Linked DNA regions of Homo sapiens: region 2 is linked to region 1. Evidence: read pairs that join two places in POLR2A ChIA-PET (ENCODE). Cell type or tissue: MCF 10A. All regions are shown on one strand. Each heading gives the region's core, and the rest is flanking DNA. Links, peaks and the distances in the headings are about the cores only. Region 1 overlaps TBCE (tubulin folding cofactor E). Region 2 overlaps GNG4 (G protein subunit gamma 4).

Evidence for each region. ChIA-PET counts read pairs that join two places held together with the same protein. Peaks named below come from ENCODE experiments on the same cell type or tissue, not always from the same donor. Only the 100,000 strongest peaks of a DNase experiment are listed, where the experiment ranks them.
Region 2: POLR2A ChIA-PET joins it to region 1 with 5 read pairs; 1 of 35 experiments calls an interaction of 5 or more read pairs at or near these places.

What each region holds. Positions count from the first base shown.
Region 1 is chr1:235,440,135-235,445,512 of GRCh38, reverse strand. It overlaps TBCE (tubulin folding cofactor E), which reads right to left. Exons shown (of 17, transcript NM_003193.5): 14 at 3,631-3,699; 15 at 2,602-2,661. It also overlaps a transcript of B3GALNT2 not described here. Among named protein-coding and RNA genes, the nearest start is that of B3GALNT2, 62 kb to the left of the region's middle. RefSeq lists an enhancer at 2,083-3,282. In MCF 10A, for the core only: no CTCF peak of the experiment used is centred there; a DNase peak (open chromatin) is centred at 2,552.
Region 2 is chr1:235,587,183-235,592,560 of GRCh38, reverse strand. All of the region lies in intron 2 of GNG4 (G protein subunit gamma 4), which reads left to right. Among named protein-coding and RNA genes, the nearest start is that of GNG4, 60 kb to the left of the region's middle. In MCF 10A, for the core only: no CTCF peak of the experiment used is centred there; DNase peaks (open chromatin) are centred at 3,150 and 3,410.

The DNA of each region.
Region 1 (5,378 bases), core at 285-5,284:
AGGCATGCACCACCACACCCAGCTAATTTTTGTATTTATTTATTTTTGTAGAGACGGGGTTTCACCATGTTGCTCAGGCTGGTCTCGAACTCCTGGGCTCAAGCAATTTGCCCACCTTGGCCTCCCAAAGTGCTAGGATTACAGGTGTGAGCCACCATGCCTGGCTATTACTTTTCTGTTTAGAAGACATTTACCTATGTTAGTGGTTAAATATTCACAGCATGTGGCATAAGAATTAGTATTAAGAACCTTTGTATGAGTGAGTGAGTGAGTGCACATTTGAGAAACAGAAAAGCAAATAAAAAAGGGGAAAAAAAGGAACCCTTGTAATCTGCTGGCTTACTGCTGAATTTATAGAATATAGGACTCAGATTCTGAATAGTTTAAAGTAGTAATTCTTACATATAATTTCTATGGATAGTCGAATCTCTGCTAGCTACCCAAAGATTAATAAAAACAGCATGAATGCAGTGGGTGTTCCCAAAATGGCTAACTGAATCTCAGAAGACCTGGGATACCAGTCAGGTGTACAGTGTGGAAGTAGAGAAGGGTAAGGCGGCACTGTCACCCCCAGCCAAGGGCTGCATTCAGGCATATGCCCAGACGGCAGGCCTTGGCAGGTCTACCTCAGTGCCTTCCAGAGAAAGACTGAAAAGGAAAGCTTAACGAAACAGGTCTAATGACAATATTCTTGAGCAAATACTCTATAGTGGTAACATTCCCATGAATTGATTTGATGTATCTGCAAAGGCAAAAGGAAACACGCAAAGACATCGAAGGCCAAAAACATTCACAGAAAGTCCTGGCCTGCCAGGCATGGTGGCTCACACCTATAACCCCAGCACTTTGGGAGGTGATGACAGGAGAACTGCTTGAGCTCAGGAGTTTGAGGCCAGCCTTAGCAACATAGCGAGGCTTCATCTCTACTAAAAATCAAAAAAATTAGCGGGGTGTGGTGGTTCGTGCCTATAGTCCCAGCTACTCAGGAGGCTGAGGTAGGAGGATCACTTGAGCCCGGGATCAAGGTGATGGAGCCTGCAGTGAGCTGAGATGGCACCACTGCACTCCAGCGTGAGTGACAGCCAGACCCCATCTGAAAAAAATATATCAAAAATAAAACAGTCCTGGCCCTCTTTGACTAGTCTGTCTCCACCAGGGCCTTTACTGTCTGTCTAAGTTTGAAAACAGAATAATGAAGGGGGAAATCACTAATTCTAACCCATTATATAGCAGTAGCCAAATTACATATTACAGGAGTAGAAACTGGATTGTGAATAAATAAAAATGGAGACGTTGTGGTAAATTAAATGGATGGTTATCAATCAGAAAGGTACTTCTTTGAACACAACTAAGGCCTTCTATAAGCAATACCATGATAAGCTTGCTTTATCTGATAGAAACTAATTTAAAAATCAATGTGAATTTACTGCACTGATGGGCAAAGAAACCCAGTGTACTAGAGTCATTAAGCTGATGTGTATTTCATTTATTTAAATCCTCACTGCTCTAAATTATTTATATTTTAGCATTTAGCTATGAATCAAGTTTAATCTTGAGAATTCACAGTATCATGGCATACTCAAAAATAGACTATAATTTCATTTTTCTTTTGAGTGAAAGTTTAAGGTAAGTTATGTTGATCTACTTTATTGACACAAGCATATTTATTTTCCAAATAAAAGTAATTCAGTTCCAGTACCACAATTTTTTTAAGTTCTAAGGTAGCTTTCTCAAAGAAAACCATTTCAGGGTGTCCATTAAAAGAGCATCTGCGAATTGTTTTTGCAGGGACTCCTAATCAGTCAGGAGAAGTAGAATGTAAGCAAAGTCACAAACCTCCCGTAAGAATTTGGTTCACCAGGACACAGCTCCTCTCTTATGAAGGGATGAGAAGCAGACCCCAAACCCAGTGTCACAGTCTCCCTGGAAACAGCAGCAGGCTTGGGGAATGCTTCCAAAAGGCTATGCCATTCAAGGTCTCAGGTTTTTTGGTTAAAAATACAACTTAGGCCAACTGCAGTGGCTCATGCCTGTAATTAATTCCAACACTGGGAGGCTGAGGCAGGAGGATGGCTTTGAGCTCAGGAATTCGAGACCAGCCTGGGCAACATGGCGAAAACCCATCTCTACAAAAAATACAAAAATTAGCTGGGCGTTGGTGGCTCGCACGTGTAGTCCCAGCTACGTGGAGGCTGAGGCTGGAGAATTGCTTGGGCCCAGGAAGCAGAGGCTGCCGTGAGCTGAGTTGGTGCCACTGCATTCCAACCTGGGTGACAGAGTGAGGCCCTGTCTCAAAAAAAATTGTGTGTGTGTGTGTATATATATATGTGTGTGTGTGTGTGTGTGTAATTATATGCAGGGGCTTCCAATTTTAACAGAACTGCTTTCAGCTGATAAAGTTAGGGGAGACCTGAACTTTTGGGGGCATGGGGGAGTGATATTAGCATGATTGATTGTATTTTAGAATATAAAAGACTAATGAAAACCTGTAAGTTCTGAGGTCCACACTTTGAGACATGAGTTAAAGGTTTTAATTTTAGCTGACTCATACCTAGGCCGATGATTCAGAGTTTAAGGAAAAGACAGGCTGGTTCTTCTTACCCGGCAGTTGTTTCTCCAGGACTTTCTGATCAAGTTGATGAGGGTATTTTATCTTCAGTGCTTTAAGAGAAACAAAGAAAAAGACTAATTGATATCTACTATTATATGGATTTAAATTATCCACACACATCAACAGATGGCCAAATGATAGAGGTATTCAGTGCAAATTGGCAGGTCTAATCAATGTTTAAAATTCTTTCTATTAATCCTTCCATGGATTGCTAACAACAACAGAAATAGCTGGACAATACTTTCCCTTTTCCCCACTTAGTACTTCTTTCCTTACAGCTTGGCTAGGTTTTCAAGTCATAAATTCACAAATCACAATTTGGTTCACAACTCCAATACCTCCCACATTTATAACACTATTAAATGAGTTTAAAACATAGGAGTTACAAAAATGTATAAGAATTTAAACATGTTTTAAAGAATTCATTTCTTTGACAGGGCGCGGTAGCTCATGCCGCTAATCCTAGCACTTTGGGAGGCCGAGGCGGGTGGATCTCCTGAGGTCAGGAGTTTGAGACCAGCCTGGCCAACATGGTGAAACCCCATCTCTACTAAAAATACAAAATTAACTGGGTGTGGTGGCGCATGCCTGTAATCCCAGCTACTCGGGAGGCTAAGGCACGAAAATCGCTTGAACCCGGGAGGCGGAGGTTGCGGTGAGCCAAGATCGTGCCACTGCACTCCAGTCTGGGCAACAAGAGCAAAACTCCGTCTCGATTAAAAAAAATTAGCCGGGCATGGTTGTGTATGCCTGTAGTCCCAGCTACTCCAGAGGCTGAGGCAGGAGAATCGCTTAGAACCTGGGAGGCGGAGGTTGCAATGAGCTGAGATCACACCACTGCACTCCAGCCTGGGAGACAGAGGGAGACTCTGTCTCAAAAAAAAAAAAAAAAATTTTCATTTAAAACTCAAGGCATTTACTTAGGTACTTAAGAGGTACACACTTAAGAGAAACACACTAACTGTTTCAGCACCTAAGCACTCAAATACAAATAAACTATTTGAATCTGAGATTCTTACTTAGTAGCTGGTTTTTCAGCATAAGTGGTTGCTGTGTTTTGAGTTCCCAATCTTCAGGTGCACCATATTCTGTTTAAGAAAGCAAAAGAGATGAATGATAAACCAAAGGCCACTATAAGTAAAAACAAAACAAACAAACAAACAAAGGATAGGTAAGCGTCCAGAGAGCCTGTGCCTTTCCCAGGACACATGGAGCTGCCTTTATTCAGTGTGATTTTTAGGAGTGATGGACAACGACCACTTCCAAGGGCAGAATCTTCTATCTACCCAGAGCTGCAGACTCTGTAGCTTATCTAGCTCATTGTTAATGACCAGTGAAACTCAACAAAAGACAACAAATGAAAAGCAACATGTTTACATGTGTATTACATCATTGTTCCTTAGGTGTCCTGACTCAAAACTAGCAAGAGAAGACTGCCTTCAAATACTTCAAATGTTTTCCCCGAGTGTCACCTTTGGTAACAGTTCTCTTTCTGCGCTGACAGAAACCTGGTGCCACCTGAGACACGATCCACAGGACACTTCTCACGTTTCCACCAGACCGTGCAGTGCCAGGCTGGGTGCTCAGTACCATACTGCAAACCAGTTCCTAGGCCTGGACCACAGCCTCCACAGGAGAGGAGGAAAGCAGTACTTTTTTCCTGCTCTAGGCCAAACAGTGACAACATTTCTCTAAATCCCCCCATCTATCTGTGCTTTTGTCTTCTAACATTCTTAGCAGTGAAATACTCAACAATACCTGCCCGGCTGCTTCACATCTTCCCTTGCCCACCCCCGAGTGATTTAGAATTCACCGAGCGTGGCCAGGAGATTGGGCTGGCTAATGGAGTCATTTGAAAGTGATTCCTCTAGGCTGCTTTTCTTCCTTAAACATACTGTTCAAGCCTGAAGCGTTTATGCAGCGAGCTTCTTGCATTAAGAAATATAAAAAAGGAAATAACATAAAAGCGAAATGTGGAGTAATAATGTCATCAAAACAAAATGGAAAGTACATCAGGGACAAAGACTCATGAATTCTTAGCTTCAAAGCCTGAAGAACCAGGCTGGAGGATTTAAGGAACCACCGTGCATGCCAAGTGCCAGCCTTGGTAGCGAGCCCTCGGGACGAGAGCTTACTGCAGAACTACACTCATACGAACTTTCCTATTCACTAGAATTACCTGGGGGGCTTTAAAAAAATACAGATGCCGGCTGGGCGCGGTGGCTCTCGCCTGTAATCCCAGCACTTTGGGAGGCTGAGGCGGGCGAATCACCTGAGTTCAGGAGTTTGAGACCAGCCTGGCCAACCTGGTGAAACCCCATCTCTACTAAAAATACAAAAAATTAGCCGGGCATGGTGGCAGACGCCTGTAATCCCAGCTTCTCAGGAGGCTGAAGCAGGAGAATCACTTGAACCCAGGAGGTAGAGGTTGCAGTGAGCCGAGATCGCGCCATTGGACTCCAGTCTGGGCAACAAGAGCGAAACACCATCTCAAAAAAATATATATATATACGGATGCCTCAGACATAAACTGGAGTGCTTCCTACCCTTCCTACAGTGGAGCATGGTGCGCCACCTGAAACCTGGTGGACATATGCAAGAGAAGAACCTACATTTAAGAAGTGCTTTCCCTGGCTGGGCGCGGTGGCTCACGCCTGTAATCCCAGCACTCTGGGAGGCCAAGGTGGGTGGATCACAAGGTCAGGAGATCGAGACCATCCTGGCTAACACGGTGAAACCCCGTCCCTACTAAAAATACAAAAAATTA
Region 2 (5,378 bases), core at 206-5,205, 150 kb before region 1:
TGGGCAGGACTCCCTCCAGGACCCTCAGGAAGAAATTTATTTATTTATTTAGAGATAAGAGTCTCATTCTGTCACCCAGGCTGGAGTGCAGTGGTGTGATCTTGGCTCACTGCAACCTGTGCCTCACAGGTTCAAGCAATTCTCCTGCCTCAGCTTCCTGAGTAGCTGGGATTACAGGCACGTGCCACCATGCCTGGCTAATCTTTTTTGTATTTTTAGTAAAGACGGGGTTTCACCATGTTGGCCAGGCTGGCCTCGAACTCCTGATCTCAAGTGATCCACCTGCCTCGGCCTCCCAAAGTGCTGGGATTACAAGTGTGAGTCACTGTACCCGGCCCAGGAAGAAATTTAGAACCAAAAGCAGCAGTCAGAGTTGAGTCCTCAGTTCCCCCTCATCTGAGGTCTCTGTGCCAGCTGATTCATTCCGTAGGGGGCCGGGTTTCTGAAAAACAACTCAGAGACATATGTTAAGATGTTATCTTTAGTTTCTATAGGGAAACCAAACATCTCGTAATTCTAGCTTCCTTGGCTATTGTTTTAAGCTACTATTACCTTCTTGCTTATCAAGTCACTTATTTACTTCTCAGGGCTAACTTGGTGCTAGCTTGGAATTTCCCTTGAAGGAACTCAAGATTTTCCTTTATTTCCCTGCTGGGGGTCCCACAGACCCGTACAACGGGTTCTCTGCTGCATCTCAAGAAACCCCCGGTGCGACCTATGTGCATGAGCACATTCCTGTATACCTGGGAAGAAAGAGCTGTGTGAGCACGTGGCCCCAGGTGCCACCCCTAAGCAAATGGTCCCTTTTCCCCCTTGCCTCATCTTCTGGAAAGCCGAGAGCCCAGTCAGTGTTGCCGGTAGCCAGTGTGCGTGTGGAGATTTGTTGCAGCTCCTCTCTGTTCCTACTTCCATTTTTCTTCTTGGGTCCAGGTGGGATGTGCAGACGCATGAATGTCTGTGCAGGGAGGCATACCTGAGTCCCCATGGAAGTACATATAGCATCCAGACAGTCTCAGAAAGGCAGGGGCGTTATTCAGGTGGAGCCTAAAGGGTACCTGGCCAGGTAGGGGAAGCAGGACCTCCGAAACCTTCTTATAGGGCTCTATCTTCAAAGCATGTGGTTGTCTTCAGCACCATTGGCAAAAGCCATTACCTTCTCCCCCACCAGGGATTTCCTGCTTTTTTTGCCCACCTCAGGGAAGGGGCTCCCTCCTGACACCTCACTCCCAGGTTAAGCAAGGTTAGGATCACCCAGGGGATGAGTCTGTTCCAGGAGAGCAGGACAGACCAAGTGTGGGGGATGAAATCCTAAGCGCCACTAGGCCAAGGTGGGTAATGAGCCAGGAGCAGTGGCGGAGCAGTGCTTCCTTCCACTCCTGCTGAGGAGCGCTGGGAAATTATGTTACCTAACCTCCTTGAATATATTTCCTTATCTGAAAAATAAGAGGATTGGAACCGGACCTCCATGTTCCCCTGCAATACCAACAGTCAGTGATTCAGAGCCTTGCTACTCAAAGTGTGGTCCGTGGACCAGCAGCCTCACGAAGCTCGTTAGAAGCGCAGGATCTCGGCCCCTACCCCAGAGCCACTCGATCAAAATCTGCATTTTAAAATCCTCAGGTGATTCATATGCACGTTAAAATTCAAAAAGGACTAGTTGAGACAGCCCCTAAGGTACATGAGACATCCTATGCGTCCCATGCAAGGTAATTTGGACACTAAGGAATCACGAAGTAGAAGTGGCTCACAGCCAGCAGTGGTGCTCTCCTTTGGTACGGGCCAGAATCAGCCTGGGAGATTGTAAAATACGGACGTCCAGGTGTGCAGGGCCACAGTGCTGGGAGAAGCCAGAGCAGCCCCTTGGAGAGAGAAAACACAAACACGCACACATGAAATCGCTTAAGGATCACTCTGGGCAACAAGGGTGACTGTCCTAGACACAGAATCAGGGTGAGCCGAGGGCAGCAGAGCAGAGACCGTGGAGCAGGCCTGTTTACCCAGTGCTCCCGAAAGACGGCTTTTCATCCTTACATTAGAATCTCTTCCTTTAGTTACTGAGGGGCCTCTCAGGGGAATCTGTGGTTACCTCTCCACCTTCTTTTTTTTTCCAGACAGTCTCACTCTGTCACCCAGGCTGGAGTGCAGTGGCGCAATCTCGGCTCACTGCAATCTCTGCCTTCCAGGTTCAAGCAATTCTCCTGTCTCAGCCTCCCAAGTAGCTGGGACTACAGGCACCCACCACCATGCCTGGCTAATTTTTGTATTTTTAGTAAAGAGGGGATTTCACCATATTGGTCAGGCTGGTCTCAAACTCCTAACCTCAGGTGATCCACCCACCTCGGCCTCCCAAAGTGCTGGAATTACAGGCATGAGCCACCACACCCAGCCTCTCCACCTTCTTAAGCAAGAATGCAGAAGATTGCAGGGAGGGAAGACTGTTGATGTTGTTGCTTGTTTTAAGATGGTCAGGTGCAGATTGCATAAATATATTTGCATATTCTGAGGAGGAAAAGCGCCAGAGACGTGGACATTACAGGATGGAGGGGTGAGTGTAGGGCAGATCCCTTGGGGAGGGGAGCGGTCTACTGACCTGTGAAGTGTTAGCCTTGGCTGAGAAGATGCCTTCAGCTGCAAGTGACAGATGACCCAACAAATATGGCCTGAACCATGAGGAGTACATTATCTCATTTCAAGGATCAGGAATAGACTTCCAAGGACCCACCCAGCTCAAGGATCCAGGTCATTTTCTCCACTAGACTAGTGACCGTGTCCTTGGTTGATTCCCCAGTGGTTTTATGGCTCTGGCAGCTGCAAACACAACTCAAGGTGGCCAAAGACAGAGCTTTCTCCCCTTGTCCCTCCGTCGGGGAGGAAAACCCTCCCTATGAGTCCCTGCAGATTTCCCCTGATGTCCCATTGAGGAGGACAAGGTCACGTTGTCAGGTTCACAACTATACCAAATGCCCTGCTTGGGGTCAGGTTCCAGCCCATGCTGAGGTTCGAGGGGAGTGGGCGGATGGGCAGGTAGCTGAAGGAACACTCGTGGGGCCATAAGCAGGTGAAATGTAGTTTTACTCAACAGGTCTCTCAGCAGCTGACTCATACCAGCTCTCTCACACTGTCCGCCTTGACTCAGCTGTCTGCTCTGGCTTTGTGGCTCCTCTCAGCAGCCAGCTCCCACACATAGCTGCATGGCCGACTCTCCCCTGCCTTCGGGGTCAGCAGCTTAACTCTTTCTCTCTCTGGGCACGAGCTGAACTGTGCTGTGCCCTGGCTCCCCCTGTCTACCTGCAAAATGGACAGCTTTGGCTCTTTCTCTGGGCGCCAGCATGCCTGTACAGTGTCAGCAGGGCAATAATAGCTTTTACAAACAACAGTGGCTTAGAGCCAAATGATGAGCCTTCCGATGTTATGGCTATATGGCTGTGATGACAAGTGGAGTTATACGCCTGCGCTCTAAACTTGCTGAGTCACTCTGGATGTTTACCTCAGCCTATCCTTGACCAAAGCACAGCCATGTTCCTGACACGCGTGCTCTGGCCTTACAGCAAGGGAGGCAAGAAAGTGAGTCTGCCATTGTCAGCCCCTGGGGAGGAAGGAGGGCCCTGCCGGCAGGGCAGCAAGTCGGGAGCAGCTGTGGGTGGTGTCCTACAGGCTCTGCTGTGGAGGAAGAGCTGCTGCCCTGAGTGGAGGCAAGGATGGATGTGGGTGTGGAGTGGAGTAGGTGGGGTGGGGAACATTAAGGAGGGTTCTCTGCTAATGGCCATTCTGTGTAGACAGAGGGGCTGAGGTCCTCTGCTGAGGAGGAAAGGTCAGAGGTGATGAGGAAGTGATGAAGACTGGAAGAAGAGGATGAAGGGAGGGGGAGATGATTTGGGGCAAGGAGTCCTATTGCCAGGTAGCTCTGAGGGCCTCGCAGAGGCTGGATTGTGGATGTCTGATGGGCAGAGTTTAGTGGGGGGGGTCTCTCCAGCAGCGCTGAGCAGCCCCTTCGTGAGTGTGGAGAGGGGAGGAGTTGGGTCCATACCGAAGCAGGTTTTAGGGACAGAGGAAAGGGCCAGAGAAGCAGACGGCTCTTGGGAGACAGTGGTGGTAGTTGGGTCATGCTGTTGAGGCTAAGTATGGAGCCAGGGGAGGAGGAAGCAGCAGAGAAGGGGCTGAGGGAGAAGCTGGGGTCGGAGAGCACAGCCCCCGCTGGGGGCCAGGTCCAGGGGCCTCGGCTGTGGGTGGCAGACATGGGCTGGAGAGTGGACGCACATGGAGGGCCTGAGAGGGAGGCCATGGAGGGATGGAACCCCCAGAGGGTCACCCACCCGCTTATTTTATCTCCAGCGCACAACAAGGAAAGCACAGTGCGCTGGTGGGACCTTCCCACAGGAAGCCTCCAGCCAGAACTCTCCTCTGCGGAGAGGGTAGGGCATGTGGAAAACGAGCCCTTCTTTTGAACAGCGGAAGAATGAGGAAGGGCTGAGGGATCAGGGCCGTCTGAACAGCGCCTGGGAGGGAGAGAGGTGGGCGCAGCTGCAGGGGCCTGACGGGACTGAGAGTCGGCTCTGCTGCTTTCCCCGGTAACGTTAGCTGTTCCCTCCCCGCCACATGACCCACCTGTGCACATGTGCACACATCCTCAAGGACTCACACTTATACCCACACACTCACACTCCAGACACAAACACACCCCCCACACCCTCTCACACACTCCATACACTTACACACACGTTCACCCCGCATGCTCTGAGACGTGCCTGTATTCACACTCTCACCTTCACACACACACACACCCCCACCCCACACTCTCCCACACTCACCCTCACCCCCACCCTGAACCCTGACCCACACCCACACACACCCTCACACACAGACACCCAACACTCGCACACATACCCCACAGTCACACACACACCCAACACCCTCCCACACTCACACTCCACCCCACATTCACACACCCCACCCCATGCCCTCCCACACTCACACTCACCGCCACCCCACACCCTCCCACATTCACAACCCCAACCCACACCCTGACACACACCCACAACACACCCACCTCACATTCACACACCCCCACCCCCCATCCACACTCTCACACTCACCCCCCACCCTGTACCCTCACACACGCTCACCCACCCTCACACACACACCCCCACCCCTCACCCTCATACATGCTCACACACGTGCTCACACACACACTCACACACACCCCACCCCTGACCCTCATACATGCTCTCACACTCTCACACACACACACCCCTCACCCTCACACACACCCCAACCCACACCTTCACACACACTCACATACACTGTCATCACACACACCCCACCTCACACACTCACACTCACCCACACCCTCACACATACTTTCTGTCACACACACTCAC